Linked DNA regions of Mus musculus: region 2 is linked to region 1. Evidence: chromatin contacts called from ENCODE POLR2A ChIA-PET data. All regions are on one chromosome and are shown on one strand. Each heading gives the region's core, a stretch centred on a gene start or an enhancer-like site at or near the end of the contact. The rest is flanking DNA. Distances are from core to core; before and after follow the strand shown. Region 1 holds the start of Tigd5 (tigger transposable element derived 5). Region 2 holds the start of Fam83h (family with sequence similarity 83, member H).

What was found. ChIA-PET counts read pairs that join two places held with the same protein, here RNA polymerase II (POLR2A).
Region 2: POLR2A ChIA-PET joins it to region 1 with 10 read pairs in Patski. The contact joins the promoter of Fam83h here to the promoter of Tigd5 in region 1. POLR2A ChIA-PET finds 5 or more read pairs at or near these places in 3 of 5 experiments (Patski and embryonic stem cell).

What each region holds. Positions count from the first base shown.
Region 1 is chr15:75,907,881-75,911,374 of GRCm38, reverse strand. It overlaps Tigd5 (tigger transposable element derived 5), which reads right to left and starts at 1,640. Exons shown (of 1, transcript NM_178646.4): 1 at 1-1,640. The coding sequence starts at 1,584. It overlaps Eef1d (eukaryotic translation elongation factor 1 delta (guanine nucleotide exchange protein)), which reads left to right and starts at 2,031. Exons shown (of 10, transcript NM_029663.2): 1 at 2,031-2,130.
Region 2 is chr15:76,007,676-76,010,901 of GRCm38, reverse strand. It overlaps Fam83h (family with sequence similarity 83, member H), which reads left to right and starts at 1,404. Exons shown (of 5, transcript NM_001168253.1): 1 at 1,404-1,528. It overlaps Iqank1 (IQ motif and ankyrin repeat containing 1), which reads right to left and starts at 1,033. Exons shown (of 14, transcript NM_001370920.1): 1 at 957-1,033.

The DNA.
Region 1 (3,494 bases), core at 391-2,890:
CAGGCGCTTGTAAGCCAGAGCTGCCAGATGTGTGAGGTCACTGAGCACCCTGCTGTGTTCGGCAGTCTCCTCTACCTGGTGAGCTGGCTGCTGCCCAGGCTCAAAGGCTGCTCGCAGACCCAGCAGCCAGCAGCGCTCTATGCTGCCTGCCTGGACCAAGTCCCAAGAGAGGCCAGCCAGGTACAGCATGTCCTTGAGAACGAAGCTTCTCATGAAGTCCAGAGGGGAGCCACTGGCACAAGACACAGCAAGCCGCAGGAGCTCGCGTTTGTACAAATGCTTGAAGGCTGCCACCACGCCGTGCTCCAACGGTGCAGGGATGTGTGCTCGGCTGGTGCCCTTGGATAAGAAGAGCACTCGAACTGCACCATCAGGTGTTTGAAGTTCCTCTGGGGACCCAAGGAGCTCAGGCTGGCACTGCCTGGGAGTCTCCTCGCTCTCCTCCAGGGGAGGCATGCTAGTGGCCCAACTCGGACAGGGTGGATGGGCCACCAGCAGCACAGCCTTCTGTTGCAGGCAGCTTCGGCGCAGGTAGCGCTTGACGCCAGGGACAAATTCCTCGAAGAACCAGCCCCGAAGAAGCGGGCGACTGAGCCAGGCATCCGGACTGTAGCGGTAGGAGGCCGGGAACTTGTCCTGGTTGTGGTGACGCAGGCTGGGTGGGTCCGGTAGCTGCCCGATGACTAGTGGTTTCAGCTTGTGGCTGCCCGTCAGGTTGGCGGCCAGCAGTACTGTCACTCGGTCACTGCGCCAGCGTCGGCTGCACCCACCAGGCTCTTTGGAGTCCCCAGTGCCCGGAGTTGAGGCCTGCTCCGGAAGTAACCTCCAATAGAGACCAGTAACGTTAGCATTGTAGATCTGCTCGTCGCCATAGCCGCCCTCGGAGTGGGGTAGAGTGGCTGGCGCGCCGTCAGGTACGAGAACTGCGCCTGGTGACTGCGCCGGCTCCTCTTTGACAGGCGCGGGGCCTGCGACCGGGGACTCAGCCTCACCATAGATGCGCTGGCTAGAGATGCCATGGCGCTTCTGCCAGCGCCAGAACCAGCCGTGGCTAGCCTTGAAGGTACACTCGGGGCCGTAGATCTGGCGAGCAAAGGCCTCAGCCTGCGCTTGGATAACTGGCCCGGATAGCGGCACACCGTGCTGGCGCAAGGTGAGGAACCACGAGTAGACGGCGCGGTCGATCTCCTCCTCGTTGGCCAGACGCATCTTCTTGCGCTGCGTGCCCACTTCTCCACCCAGCTGGTCCAAAAACCAGCGCAGCTTGGGCTCGTCCTTGAGCCAGCCGCGCAGAGTGCCGCCTGGCACGCCGAAGTCGCGGCACACGCTGGCCTGCCGCTCACCGCCCTTGACGCGCTCGATGGCTTGCAGCTTGTCTTTGATTGAGTAGGCCTTGCGGAAAGTCATCTTCACGGCCACCCGGGGCCGCGGCCCGGGCGCTGGGGGCGGCGGCGGGCGCGCCGTGGAACCCGGGCCGGGCGCCGGCGATCGCGGCGGCTCAGCAAGGCACCGTGGCTGGGGAAGACGAGCGCGATGCGGGACCGGGTGCAGGGCTGGGCCGGCCGGAGGGCTCGCGGGGTACATGGCGTCGGCGCCAGGGACCACCCGGGAAAGCGAGCCTGACACCCCGCGCGGGCCGCTCGGGGCGGGGCTCGGGGGCGGGGCTGCCCGGGTCCCTCCCTTTTGTCTCGCCAGCCTTGCCTGCCCCGGCCCGCAAGGCCCGCCCACTTCGCCTCGTGGCGCCTGCGCACAGTCTGGCCTTGGGCGCGTCACTAGCGCGTGCGCACATCAGCTTCATTACGTCCCGCCCTCGTCGGACGGATCCACTCTTCGAGCTGAGGAGGGGTTCGGCGTGTTGGGAGATCCGGTTCTCCGCTCCTAGCGACAACTCTTGAGGTGAAGCGCGGCTCTCAAGGTAGCTCTTCCTTTGCTTCTACCATGGTGGTTCCTGCATGCATCGTGATGCACGCTCTGAGGGCAAGACAGCGCGTGCCCAGGGTTGGACCCCCCGCCGTGCCTTTCGTGGTCTATGCCGCTGCGTTTTCCGGGAGCTGCGCGGGCGCCCTCCCTCTCCTTTGCAGTCCTGAGCTCGCAGTTCCAGGTTTTGGTTGCTGCGTCCTTGGCTGGCGTGTGAGTACCGGGGGCCCCGCCTCAAGGAGCGCACGTGCGGCGGAGGCCTGGAGTGCCCGGGCCCCGCGCCGTTAGGGTTGCCTCCCGTGGGACAGTGCGGGCTGCGGGCGGGCGTCTGGGCCTGTGTGGAGGCGGGCCGCTGGCCACATGGTTGCCAGATTCCGGAGCGCTGCTTCAGGCTGGCTGCGCGGTGGCTCCGCACATCCCAGCACGGCACGGCCTTGAGTGACACGGTTGCCTGCGGTCGGGCTGGCTCCGGAATTTTGGGGGCCCAGCTCTTGCTAACGCCCTAGGTCTTTGCGGTTAAGCACCAAGGGCGTACCTAACTCTAGGCATAGAGGGAGGTTGCTTCGGGTGCTGACTGGTGGAACTCGTACGGTCCACGAACACAGGGTAGAAAAAAGGGCGTGGTGGTGTCGATTTGCTCAAAAGTAACAGGACTAGCTCTACTTACTGATTTGAATAAGGTGATCTGGGCAGCTTTCTTTGGAAAGGGGCGTTGAAGGGTACGGTCGCCCCTTTTCTAATACATGAGCACTCTCTCCGGGCATCATGGTTTTCTAGAGTGAACGGCTACCCTGCAGCAAAAAGAACTTGGTGAAGCTATAATGTTGGGATGCTACTCCCAAGGATGCTTCTGAATTGGCCCTGTCACTCGGGGATGGATAACTGGGTCTTATCTCAGGCGGATTCTCATGGATGAAGCAAAGGATGGATGTGACAGGACTACCGAGTGCCCCCTAAGCCAATCCCGTGGGGCAACAGAGTCAAGAGGAAGAAGTCAAAGGGACAAGGAGTCCCCTTCCCAGGCTCTGTGATGGCCAGTACATCATGAACCTTCTCTCGGACTGTGGGAGGAGAACTCAGCAAACAGTTGGAGAGTTGGCAGAGGGAGCCATTTAGACTTGGTTGCCTGGGATTTGCTCTGCATGGCTTTCTGCCCTCTCAGGAGAAGGCTGCTGCAGGGTCGTCCTCCGGGCTTATCTTTTGGATAGGTGAGGCTCCGTGGCATAGTACAGATGAGGCAAAAGTGCTTGAGAGGGCTTGATAGCAAGAGTGACACTTGGGGGATGCAGGTAGGAGATGCTGGCATTAAACATTTCTTCTGAGCCAGGGGTCTAAGATGCTGTGTGCCTATTGAATGTTGGAGTCATTGAAACATGTGAAATCCGGGTGCTGGAACGTGCTTTGGTCTCCAGTTCCACACATCACTTGACTCAGCAGACTTGGGTGGTTCTACCAATCAGAGTTTTCATTCTCCTTCCTGTGTCTAAGATGACACACAACCAATGCCCCCAAGGTATGGTCCAGATATTATCAGGTGTAAAGGAAGAGCTGAGAAAGCAAGTCGTCTAGCAGAGTCC
Region 2 (3,226 bases), core at 155-2,654, 100 kb before region 1:
AATGCCCTTCTCCCTAGTATACAAGGCAGGCCCCCCATTCACTCCTCTTGGAAGAACTTTCCGCTCCTGTTTTAGTAGGGTCTTCCAGTGCCCTAGAACCCCTCACAGGGCCAATGAATAGGAAAGCGGGTAGTGCAATCGCTGACTCCATACACTTATGTACCCACTAGGCTGGGGCCGCAGGGCTCCAGAGTGCATTTGGGGATGGAGTTAATGAAATGTTATCCTAAAAGTAGGACCAGAAAGTGACTGAAAGTAAGCTGTCTTACGGACAATGTTCAGGCAGGTGGCAGACACTGAGAATCTAGGACAGGAGAAGTGGTAGGTAGGAAGCTGGCTTGGACATGTGACTGAGTTCAGGGCACGGCATGCGTAGAGGAGTGGGTTGGAGGGAGGGCTGGGTAGATTAGGGCTCTAGGAGGAACTAAGTCCTTAGGTGTACGGGTGATGTGTTGGGGTCGATACAACCATGAGGTTCCCTGTCTGTAGAGGATCCAGTACTTGCAGCATCTTGGGTGCAGCCTCTTTTAATGTGCATGTATTAAGACGGGACCTTTGTGTCTTCAGTTGGTTTGCACAGGAAAGGATCAGTGGGTGCCAGGACCGACACTGTTGGAGCAGTTTAGAGAGTGATCCTCATGTGAGATGGGGACTTGGGGGGTACGATTGGTTTGCGGGATTCTGTGTGGCAGAGGGGCTTCTGCTGGCGGATCACTCCAGATTCCCTTGTGCCTGAGGGGTCCCATGGGTACGGGTGAGTGCGCAGGAACCTTTATGGTTGGGCAAATGAGTGGGGAGGTCCGTGGAGTTCCTATGCTGTCGGTCTCATGCGCGAAGATGAGCCTGCGGGGAGTGGACTGGGGAAACTAGAGGTGTGTCTGCGAACGGTAGGGCGGTCACTTGAGTGAGATGGGTACCCAAACACCCCCCCCCCCCCCCCCCGTCTGAGACCTCACCTGCCTCACCTGCCTCTCGCAACACAGAGGCCAGAAGCTCCGCCCCTCGCGTCGAGCTGGCCAGTTTCCTAGCGACTAAGCCGGAACTTCCGAGTTACCCCAACTTCCGGGGCGAGGGTCAGGGGTCGGCAGTAGGGGCTTTGAGCGATCGGTTTTCAAATAGGTTCAAGGGGCTTCAGTGTCCGGAAAGACGAGGCTCTAGAAATCCGGAGCGGCGCTGGCCAGGGTCCGGAGCGCAGCTCTGGGGCTCCACCAGAGCGCTCAGGGGTCGGGGTTGGGGTGTGGGCTGGGGGCGCCAGTGAAGCCACACTGGGAACCCGGGATCGCGGCCGGGGTCCGGGGCGCGGAGGGCGCAGGAATGCGGGCGCGTCGGGGTGGGGCCGCCCCGCCCAGGTGCTGCCCGGACAGGCAGGAGGCAGAGCGCGGGCGGGGCGGGGGCGGGCGCGTGAATCAGGCCGAACGGGCGGGCGGGCCGCGGCGGGGAGTGGCTGTCGGACGGACGGGACCGCGAGGCCGCTGGGCGGCGGTGGGCTCCTGCTGCCCCTGTGCCGAAACCCCGCTCACCTGGCCAGGTAGGGCTCCCGCCCCGGAGCGGGCCGGGCACAGCACGGCGGGGCGAGGCACACGGGACGGGAGGCTCGGGCCTCCGCGCGGTGCCACCTGGGTCTGGTCTCTGGACCTGGGCCGGGCGGTGCAGTGAGCGCGTGCTTTGGGACTGGGTGGGAGACAGGGAGACTGCGCTCCGGGGCACTGGGTGAGGGATTTTCCAGGGTCACGCTGGCAAGTAGGAGACTGAACAGTGCGATTCGCTCTGGCGGCCTAGGTATTGTCAGGACATGACCTGTACCTTTCCCGGAGCCTCTCCCCGAGCCGCCATGAACCGGGGTGTCTAGGGCTGGGTCCTTGTGTGGAAGGCAGGGAAAACTGGACTCTCCTAACTCCTGATCTCATATCCCTGGACTGGATCGGCAGATAAGATACCTGGCCTGGGTAGCCGCTAACTTCCTGGGGTACAGTAACACCTTTGGGCCTTGCAGTGCCTAACCTGAAAGCTGTATAATTCATCGACTTCCGGTCTTCCTAGGTTCTTCTTGTCCCCCACAACCCCAATCCTTCTTGATCACAATCATCCTGTCATCCTCTTTGTGTAGTAGCCTAAGGTCCTCAACCATGGATCCCCCTTCCAGACCCAGGAACACTACTACCTCCTGCCAGACAGGAGAGGAAAGGGTCATTTTCTTGCCCTACTTGTGGTGAAGGGCCTGGGGCTAGCTTCAGGTAGGAGGTCAGGAACAAAAAATTCCTGCTGAGTCACTGGTTTGGGTGGGATAGGCTCCTTCCTTAAGCAGGGCCCCACTTGGATAGGCAGATGTCAGTGAGCAGGCTGTTGGATTCATCGCTGATAGGAGTGGTCACCGCCCCGTCTATCGTCAAGGGGCGATGTGTACCAGTGAATGATTGTAAGGGCATTTAAGGTCGTGTGTGACTTCTGTGAGGTCAGGTACCACAGTGGCCGCTCAGGACTAAGGCCACTTCCCAACCCATGTGTCTCTGAGGGTTCTCACCACTGGCTAGACAGTATCAGTTCTCAGTCTTATACAAGGAAGTGTCCCCTCAGCGTGAGCATGCTAGGATCCCCAGGTAGTGTGGGAATGCTGCCTAGGAGAGCTGGCTCCAGTCTGAGACCTGTCCAAGCAGACAGGCCCGCATCAGACCCCAGGTGCTCTGCTTCCATCTCCCCAGAACAGTGTGCCACGCCTCACATTGCAGACAGGAAGGAAAAGCAACAGCCTTAGGTCAGGGCAATGCCCCAGAGGGAAGTCGGAGCACTCTTCTTAGGGCCAGTAGACATAGGAGTGTCCCCACCTCCAATCTCTGTCACACTTGGACTTGCTAATGTGTTACGCCATGCCCCTAGGGGTGGCAGACACTGTAGCTCCCTGGGTCATACACAGCAGAGTCCCGCTGGACCCCCAACGTCATTGAACAAGTATCCCCTAATACCAGAGCTGCCATCCTGTCAGCATCGCTGGCCCACTCCTCAAGGCACTCCTCCTCCTGGGCAGAAATACTTCCCTAGTTTGGACTATCATCCAGGAACCTGTGTGCTAGGCAGGGCAAGAGTCCCAAGCCATTTCAAACCTGTGGAGCAGTGGGGAATGGTATGAGCCTGCCCTAAGGCAACTTCCAGGCCAGAGGCCACCAGGTTTGCAGGCGTTTGGTTGTCACTTCTAATGCCTTCTTCAACCACAAGCTTCTGCTACTCGCAC